Regions from separate parts of the Homo sapiens genome. Here region 2 is linked to region 1. The links are chromatin loops, found by intact Hi-C in ENCODE. Cell type or tissue: tibial artery. All regions are shown on one strand. Each heading gives the region's core, and the rest is flanking DNA. Links, peaks and the distances in the headings are about the cores only. Region 1 overlaps ESYT1 (extended synaptotagmin 1). Region 2 has its middle 4.1 kb from the start of COQ10A.

Region 1 (4,388 bases), core at 161-4,160:
TGAGAAGGCTGGAAAAGGGGACTTTTTTTTTTTTCTTTTTTGAGACGGAGTCTCGCTCTGTTGCCAAGCTGGAGTGCAGTGGCCCGAACTTGGCACACTGCAACCTCTGCCTCTTCAAGCGATTCTCCTGCCTCAGCCTCCTGGGTAGCTGGGATTACAGTCACGCGCCACCACGCCCGGCTAATTTTGTATTTTTAGTAGAGACAGGGTTTCACCATGCTGGTCAGGCTGGTGTCGAACTCCTGACCTCGTGATCCGCCGGCCTCGGCCTCCCAAAGTGCTGGGATTACAGATGCGAGCCACCGCGGCCAGCCTGGAACCAGGACTTTTTAAATCCCAGGATTCCCTCAAACTCCAATTTGACTGGACCTCCCCCTCCAGAAAGAATGCGCCCTTCTCCTCCTCCCGCTCCTCTCTCTCTCAGCAGCTGTCATTTCACCACGTCCCTGAGCTATCCACAGGGCAACAGCGTGACCTCTACCTTGTCAGCTCCCCTTATTAGAGAGACATCAGCCCCCAAACTCTGTGAGGAATGAACCTTTGGGGCATCCTCGCCCCTCGCCCACCCTGAGTGTGAGGAGTCACACACACTCCCTCTCCTCTGTGGCACACCACCAGCATCTTAGTAGGAAACCAGAGGCGAGGGTGTGCTGCACGTCACTGTCTCTGCCTTCCCCACCTCCAGGTCAGCTTCCCAGACGTGGAAAAGGCTGAATGGCTCAATAAGGTGAGGATTGATTTGATTTTTAGTCTTCATGAGGGGAGAATGGGAATTTGTTTCTTCTTGCCAGACCCATCCTCAACCCTCAGTGCTCTCCGTGGGGAGGATTCTGAAGGAACTTGCCTTGAGAGGGAAGACTGGACTCTCCTCTGACCATCTCTCTTTCCTCCCAGATTGTGGCCCAGGTCTGGCCCTTCCTGGGCCAGTATATGGAGAAGCTTCTGGCTGAAACTGTGGCTCCGGCTGTTAGGGGATCTAACCCCCATCTGCAAACATTTACATTTACACGAGTGGAACTGGGTGAAAAGGTATGTGTGGAGGAGGGAAAGTGAGGAGGTAGGCTAGGGAGGGTGAGTGGCCCGGAGTAGACTCAGGTACTTCTCCCTATCCCTGCCCTCTCTCAGGAATTTCTCTCTCCCTAGCCATTGCGCATCATTGGAGTCAAGGTTCACCCAGGTCAGAGAAAAGAGCAGATCCTGCTGGACTTGAACATCAGGTAATACCACTCACCACTCTTACTGCTTCCCCTTCAATGTGTCCTGTTCAGTCCAGGCTACTTCACTCCCCCTCCCCGCAACTTCAGCCAAGGACTAACTCTCTTGGTTCTCTTCTTCACCAATCCCCAGCTATGTAGGTGATGTGCAGATTGATGTGGAAGTGAAGAAATATTTTTGCAAAGCAGGAGTCAAGGGCATGCAGGTAGGCCAGATGTCAGGGGCCACATAATAGGGAATGTTTGTCCTGCGTTTCATGGGATATGGGGAAGTGTGAGGTTGGAAAGACCAAGGCTGAGAAAGTCTGGGAGGACAGAAGAGGGACTTTTCTGGGGAAAGGCTTTGATTTTCTCTTCTTGCCTCAGCTACATGGCGTTTTGCGGGTGATACTGGAGCCACTCATTGGGGACCTTCCCTTCGTGGGGGCTGTGTCAATGTTCTTCATCCGACGCCCGGTAAGGGAAAACAATGAAGGGGTATGGGGAAGCAGGAGAAACAGAGGACTGGGAGGATGAGGGCAGCCAGTGAAGGGGAATGAGAAGGGAACTGACAAGAAGGCCGAGGGGTTCTGGCAACTGTTTGATGGGTATGACCACACCCCATAGGATCTGTCCTGACCCCTGCTCTTTCCCTCCAGACCCTAGACATCAACTGGACAGGGATGACCAACCTGCTGGATATCCCAGGACTTAGGTATCAAGGACTTACTGAGCACCTGCTGAGTGTTCCAGCGCTGGGTTGGGGGTTTAAGGGACACAGAGCAGTCAAAGATGCTGCTTGTGTCCTCTAGGAGCCTCAACTTCATTTGGGGAGCAAAGACAAATACCCCTGCAAAGTTTGATACTGTGATTTTTCTTTGGGTTGGGGGAGCAGGAAGGGAATGCAGAGGGCTGAAGACTGCAAAAGGCAATGGGGATGGCAGTGAAGAAGGGAGAGAGCAGTAGGTGGGGAATTAGGGTAGAAGAGTAGCACAAAGGATTTTCACAAAAGGACTTTCTTACAGCTTTAGGTCTCTCTTGGGTGTGGGAAACATAGTTGGGGTTAGGAGAAAATTGGAAGTTGAGGCCATACCCACTCCTTTCTACTCCCCCATTCAGCTCACTCTCTGACACCATGATCATGGACTCCATTGCTGCCTTCCTCGTGTTGCCCAACCGATTACTGGTGCCCCTTGTGCCTGACCTTCAAGATGTGGCTCAGTTGCGTTCCCCTCTGCCCAGGGTATGGCCTTTCCCCCACTAGATAGATCCTTCTCTCAGGAACCCCTTGCTGGGTCCTTAGTTTCTCACCATCTGATTCCTTCCTCCAGGGCATTATTCGAATTCACCTGCTGGCTGCTCGAGGGCTGAGTTCCAAGGACAAATATGTGAAGGGCCTGATTGAGGGCAAGTCAGACCCATATGCACTTGTGCGTTTGGGTACCCAGACATTCTGCAGTCGTGTCATTGATGAAGAACTCAACCCACAGTGGGGAGAGACTTATGAGGTGGGAGAGTTGAGCAGCTCTGTGAAATGGGGAAGCCCCAGGAGGTTGTGAGAGAAGATGCTGATTGGATGATCCTCACAGCTGCAGCCCCATGAGACACTCAGCCTTCTGTGTTCCCCAGGTGATGGTACACGAGGTCCCAGGGCAGGAGATTGAAGTGGAGGTGTTCGACAAGGATCCAGATAAAGATGACTTTCTGGGCAGGTGAGACTCTGCCTGTTAGGATTCTAAAGCCCATGCTGGCCAGGCACGGTGGCTCATGCCTGTAATCCCAGCACTTTGGGAGGCTGAGGCGGGCGGATCACGAGGTCAGGAGATTGAGACCATCCTGGCTAACACGGTGAAACCCCATCTCTACTAAAAATACAAAAATTAGCCGGGTGTGGTGGCGGGCGCCTGTACTCCCAGCTACTCGGGAGGCTGAGGCAGGAGAATGGTGGGTGAACCCGGGAGGAGGAGTTTGCAGTGAGCCGAGATCGCGCCACTGCACTCCAGCCTGGGCGACAGAGCGAGACTCTGTCTCTAAAGAAAAAAAATAAAAATAAAAAAAATAAAGCCCATGCTACCGAGGTTCTGGAGGTAATTATACTCACTTTCTGGGCCTGGGAATCATGTATCATTTTCCTTCCTAACCTCCCCACCCCCAGCCCCTACCATGCACATACTCACGCATGCAGGTGAATATCTTCTGAGAGGAATAAGGGAGTCTGAGATCTGCCAGTCATTTCTGGGTGGGTGAGTGGAGGGCCACTGACATGCTGCTAATTACAACACTACCCTTTTCTTCCTTTCACTACCCTCTCCCCCGCCAACCCTCAGAATGAAGCTGGATGTAGGGAAGGTGTTACAGGCTAGCGTTCTGGATGATGTAAGTTGGGAGAAGAGGAAGGTGGGGGCTGATCTCACCCTTTGGGTAGATAGTAGTTGCTACATTGGTAGGGAAGTAGTTGAGCAGGTATCTGATCTCTACTACATCTCAATTTCTTCTAGTGGTTCCCTCTACAAGGTGGGCAAGGCCAAGTTCACTTGAGGCTAGAATGGCTGTCACTTTTGTCAGATGCAGAGAAACTGGAGCAGGTAAGCCACATGGGAAATAGGAAGCTGGCAGGGGAGAAATAGGTAGCTGGAAGTGTAGGGGACTTGGAACGGGGACCAAGATCTGACTACTACCACCCCTCCCCAGGTTCTACAGTGGAATTGGGGAGTCTCCTCTCGACCAGATCCCCCGTCAGCTGCCATCTTAGTTGTCTACCTGGATCGGGCCCAGGATCTTCCTGTGAGTTTGGCTGGGTGAACAGGAGCCCTGGATGTAACATTCCCCAACCCTGCCTTGCTGAGGATGCAAATGTCCCTGCCTGCTTTGCTCCAGAAGTATCAGCATGTAACATAAGGGTCCCAGGGAGGGGATCAGATCCATCTCAGGGAAAGGATTCTGATGCGATCCCACCTTCCTTCACCAAAACCAAAACCGAATCCCCCAAGATGGTGACCTCTGAATTGTACCCACCACAGCTGAAGAAGGGGAACAAGGAACCCAACCCTATGGTACAACTGTCAATTCAGGATGTGACTCAGGAGAGCAAGGTGAGGGCCAGGACATCATTGTGGGTGGCCAGGTAGGACAGGGAGAGGCCTATTCTTGGGATGGTTTCCCCTTTAGAATGCCTGTTACATGCAGGGGTTTTCT
Region 2 (4,388 bases), core at 113-4,112, 130 kb after region 1:
ATCTCGGCTCACTGCAAGCTCCGCCTCTGGGGTTCATGCCATTCTCCTGCCTCAGCCTCCCCAGTAGCTGGGACTACAGGTGCTGCCACCATGCCCGGCTAACTTTGAGTAGAGATGGGGTTTCACCATGTTAGCCAGGAGGTTTCAATCTCCTGACCTCGTGATCCGCCCGCCTCGGCCTCCCAAAGTGCTGGGATTACAGGCGTGAGCCACCGTGCCCAGCCAGGTATAGTTTTTTTTAAGCTCCAGAATATCAGTATAGAGAAACAGGCATTTAATATTTGATGACTGATGATGATGATGAAGCAGCAGCAGAAACCAAAGGTAGCAAAGGATCAAATGGATATGGGTGTTGGGACTTGGCTATTGGGTATGATGGGCCTTCCAGGAAGGGCTAAACTAGGATATGGCCCAGAGGATAAGGAGGAGGGGCATACATGGTATCCATTGCCCAAAATAACTCTAGGTAACCTGAGGAATTGGAGTCAGGGGTTCAGCTGGGGTCACGTGCCCGGTTCTGGCTAGGGGATGGAGGTGAACAAGAGAGGTTGCCAGCCTGGTTCTCTGGGCAATTGGAGGGAGGAGGACGGGCTAGAAGAGTTATTTTTAATATTATTTAGAGCATCAAAAGAGGATTTCCCAGTAGGAAAAAAAGGGATTTGATGTAGGGAACACTGATACTTTCAGGGCTCAGGGAGACACACAGGGTATGGGAGGAGGAGGCCAGAAGTGGTGATAAAACCTTCTTATATGGACAGTCCTTCTGGATTGAACTACAAGCATTCATATTTGGGTAACTCTAGACAGATGGCTGCCTATTTTTAAGCCTCAGTTTTCCTTCTTCTGACTAAATGTGAGGACTCACCCGATGTACAGCCCTGTACTAATTGGTCGGGAGGTCAAAAATTAGAAGTAATGGTGTCTCTTTATGAGGAGCTTATAACTTAGTAGATGAACATACATATACATGTGAAACAACTACAGAATATAGGATACATGCTAGATTACATGGCATTATGTGTTCAGAGTAATGTTGAAGGAAGGGTTCAGTCAAGAGGGTCTTCCTGGAGGAGGTGTGTTTTGAGTCAGTACTTGAAGGAAGTTATTGATGTAGAATGGTGGAGACATGGGAAGAAATCGGTTGTTTCAAGTATAGGGACTAAACTAGGAAAGTTTAAATGGCAGTAATTAGTTAAACCAATTAGTAGGGGACAGTAAGCAAATTGGCTTGGTAGGCCTGTTGGACCTTGGGGATTCTGTAGCAGTCAACTTGGTTAAGGCAGAGTGATAATGAGGTCACAGTTCAGTTATGTATCCCTGTTAATTTCTGTCTTTTAACCAACCAGATCCTTACTCCTCATTCAAAGCAGCTGTCTCACATGTATAAGCCCTTAGTCAGAGGCGGGTGGGGCTGGACAAGACAGTGGAATTCGAAAGAGTAAATCTGTCCTTTAAGGTCATGTGCCCATCTGAAGGTGGCTCCAGATTACCATTTGTGAACTGGAAGGAGGCACTGTACTACAGTAGTGGAAAGGAGGACTGGGGGATGTGGACATTTTAACAGACTCTCTCTGGAGTGCAGAGGCGAAAAGAAGAGATGTTAGGAAAGAAAATAAGTGAGATCATCACCCAACTTGGGGTATCACGGAAGAGGATAAACGGAAAGGTGGCGGCCGGGCACGGTGGCTCATGCCTGTAATCCCAGCACTTTGGGAGGCCAAGCAGGTGGATCACCTGAGGTTGGGAGTTCAAGACCAGCCTGATCAACATGGAGAAACCCCGTCTCTACTAAAAATACAAAATTAGCCGGGTGTGGTGGTGCATGCCTGTAATCCCAACTACTTGGGAGGCTGAGGTAGGAGAATCGCTTGAACCTAGGAGGCTGAGGTTGCAGTGAGCCGAGATCGCGCCATTGCACTCCGGCATGGGCAACAAGAGTGAAACTCTGTCTCAAAATTAAAAAAAAAAAAAATTAAAAAAAAAAAGAAAAGTTGACAAAACACATTTATAGTCCAGGCATGGTGGCTCATGCCTGTAATCCCAGCACTTTGGAAGGCCAACGTGGACATATTGCTTGAGTTCAGGAGTTTGAGACCAACCTGGGCAAGAAGATGAAACCCTGTCTCTACCAAAAATGTGGTAGTGTGCCCCTGTGGTCGCAGCTATTTGGGAGGCTGAGGTGGGAATATCACTTGAACCTGGAAGGCAGAGGTTGCAGTGAGCCGAGATTACACCAATGCACTCCAATCTGGGTGACAGAGTGAGACCCCCGTCTCAAAAATTAAATAGATAAATAATAAAACATATTCATTTGGTCAATAATTATTTTGAATTGGTAGTACTAACTGCTATAGAGGTAGAACAGCTTATTAAAAATGGGTTTTGATGATCACCCAATGGCTCTTGCTTACTTGAAATCCAGAGAAGATGGGCTCAAACTTTTTTTTTGAGACGGAGTTTTGCTCTTGTTGCCCAGGCTGGAGTGCAATGGCGCCATCTAGGCTCACCGCAACCTCTACCTCTGGGGTTCAAGTGATTCTCCTACCTCAGCCTCCCGAGTAGCTGGGATTACAGGCATGCACCACCACGCCCGGCTAATTTTGTATTTTTAGTAGAGATGAGGTCTCTCCTTGTTGGTCAGGCTGGTCTTGAACTCCCAACCTCAGGTGATCCACCTGCTTGGCCTCCCAAAGTGCTGGGATTACAGGTGCGAACCATCTCGCCCCGCATTTTTTTTTTTTTTTTTTTTGAGACAGAGTCTCCGTCTGTCCCCCAGGCTGGAGTGCAGTGGCACAATATCCACTCACTGCAACCTCTGCCTCCCGGGCTCAAGTGATTCTCTGCCACAGCCTCCCGAGTAGCTGGGACTATAGGTGCGTACCACCACATCTGGCTTTTTGTTTTGTTTTGTTTTGTTTTTGAAACGGAGTCTCGCTGTGTCGCCCAGGCTAGACTGCAGTGGCGTGATCTCGGCCTACTGCAACCTCCGCCTCCCAGGTTCAGGCCATTCTCCTGCCTCAACCTCAGCCTCCTGAGTAGCCAGGACTACAGGCGCCCGCCACCATGCCCAGCTAATTTTTTGTATTTTTAGTAGAGACAGGGTTTCACCATGTTAGCCAGGATGGTCTCCATCTCCTGACCTCGTGATCCACCCGCCTTGGCCTCCCAAAGTGCTGGGATTACAGGCAGTGAGCCACTGCGCCCGGACATGTTTTGTATTTTTTGTAGAAATGGGTTTTTGCCACGTTGGCCAGGATGGTTTTGATCTCCTGACCTCATGATCCGCCTGCCTTGGCCTCCCAAAGTGCTGGGATTACAGGTGTGAGCCACCGTGCCCGGCCCAAGAGCTACCCTGTTTCTAGACCAGATGTCTCTTCCAGATTAGTTGGACAAGAATTGCAACACAGTCTTTTTTTGTTTTTGTTTTTGTTTTTCTGAGACAGGGTCTCACTCCCGTCACACAGACTGGAGTGCAGTGGTGCAATCACGGCTCACTGCAGCCTCAACCTCCTGGGCCCAGGTGATCCAACTCAGACTCCCAAGTAGCTGGGATTACAGGCATGTGCCACCATGCCTGGCTAAATTTTTTTGTATTTTTTGTAGAGACAAGGTTTCACCATATTGCCCAGGCTGGTCTCAAACTCCCGGGCTCGGGTGATCCACCAACCTTCACCTCCCAAAGTGCTGCAATTACAGATATGAGCCACCATGCCTGGCTACAACACAGTCTTTATTTACTTTATCCCCTGCCCCTCTGCATAACCACCACACACAACACTTCTCAGGGAAAGATTTCCTGAAAGTGGAGAGCTTGACTGAAGATTTAGAAAGCAAGCAGAGGAAAGGCTTGTACTGTAATAGCATGAATTTCTTAAAACTCAACAGCAGGCACCACCATTCTCTTGCACCCACCTAGTTCTAGTCTCTCTTTTTTTTTTCTTTTTTATTTTTGGAGAGACAAGTTCTCACTATGTTGCCCAGGCTGGTCTTGAACTCCTGGCCTCAAGTGATCCTCCCACCTCAGCCTCCCAAAGTGCTGGGATTACAGGCATGAGCCACTGCACTTAGCCCAATCTCTTTCTAATTGTTGATTTCTTTCTTCCCTTCCTTTTTTTCTTTTGTTTGCCTGACTTTTTTTTTTTTTTTTTTTTGAGATGGAGTCTTGCACTGCTGCCCAGGCTGGAGTGCAGTGGTGCGATCTTGGCTCACTGCAAGCTCCGCTCCCCGGGTTCATGCCATTCTCCTGCCTCGGCCTCCTGAGTAGCTGGGACTACAGGTACCCACCACCACGCCCGGCTAATTTTTTGTATTTTTAGTAGAGATGCAGTTTCACCCTGTTAGCCAGGATGGTCTCGATCTCCTGACCTCGTGATCCACCCACCTCGGCC

Evidence for each region. Peaks named below come from ENCODE experiments on the same cell type or tissue, not always from the same donor. Only the 100,000 strongest peaks of a DNase experiment are listed, where the experiment ranks them.
Region 2: it touches region 1 in a loop (3.0-fold over the local background); 10 of 110 quality-filtered maps call a loop at or near these places.

Annotation. Positions count from the first base shown.
Region 1 is chr12:56,129,897-56,134,284 of GRCh38, forward strand. ESYT1 (extended synaptotagmin 1) reads left to right here. Exons shown (of 31, transcript NM_015292.3): 2 at 686-727; 3 at 895-1,029; 4 at 1,144-1,217; 5 at 1,348-1,420; 6 at 1,581-1,670; 7 at 1,853-1,908; 8 at 2,313-2,436; 9 at 2,525-2,701; 10 at 2,823-2,905; 11 at 3,521-3,569; 12 at 3,692-3,778; 13 at 3,885-3,977; 14 at 4,214-4,285. Among named protein-coding and RNA genes, the nearest start is that of ESYT1, 3.8 kb to the left of the region's middle. In tibial artery, for the core only: no CTCF peak of the experiment used is centred there; no DNase peak of the experiment used is centred there; H3K4me3 peaks cover 486 bases; H3K27ac peaks cover 1,607 bases.
Region 2 is chr12:56,260,635-56,265,022 of GRCh38, forward strand. No RefSeq gene overlaps it. Among named protein-coding and RNA genes, the nearest start is that of COQ10A, 4.1 kb to the right of the region's middle. RefSeq lists enhancers at 1,762-1,931, 3,385-3,554. In tibial artery, for the core only: no CTCF peak of the experiment used is centred there; no DNase peak of the experiment used is centred there.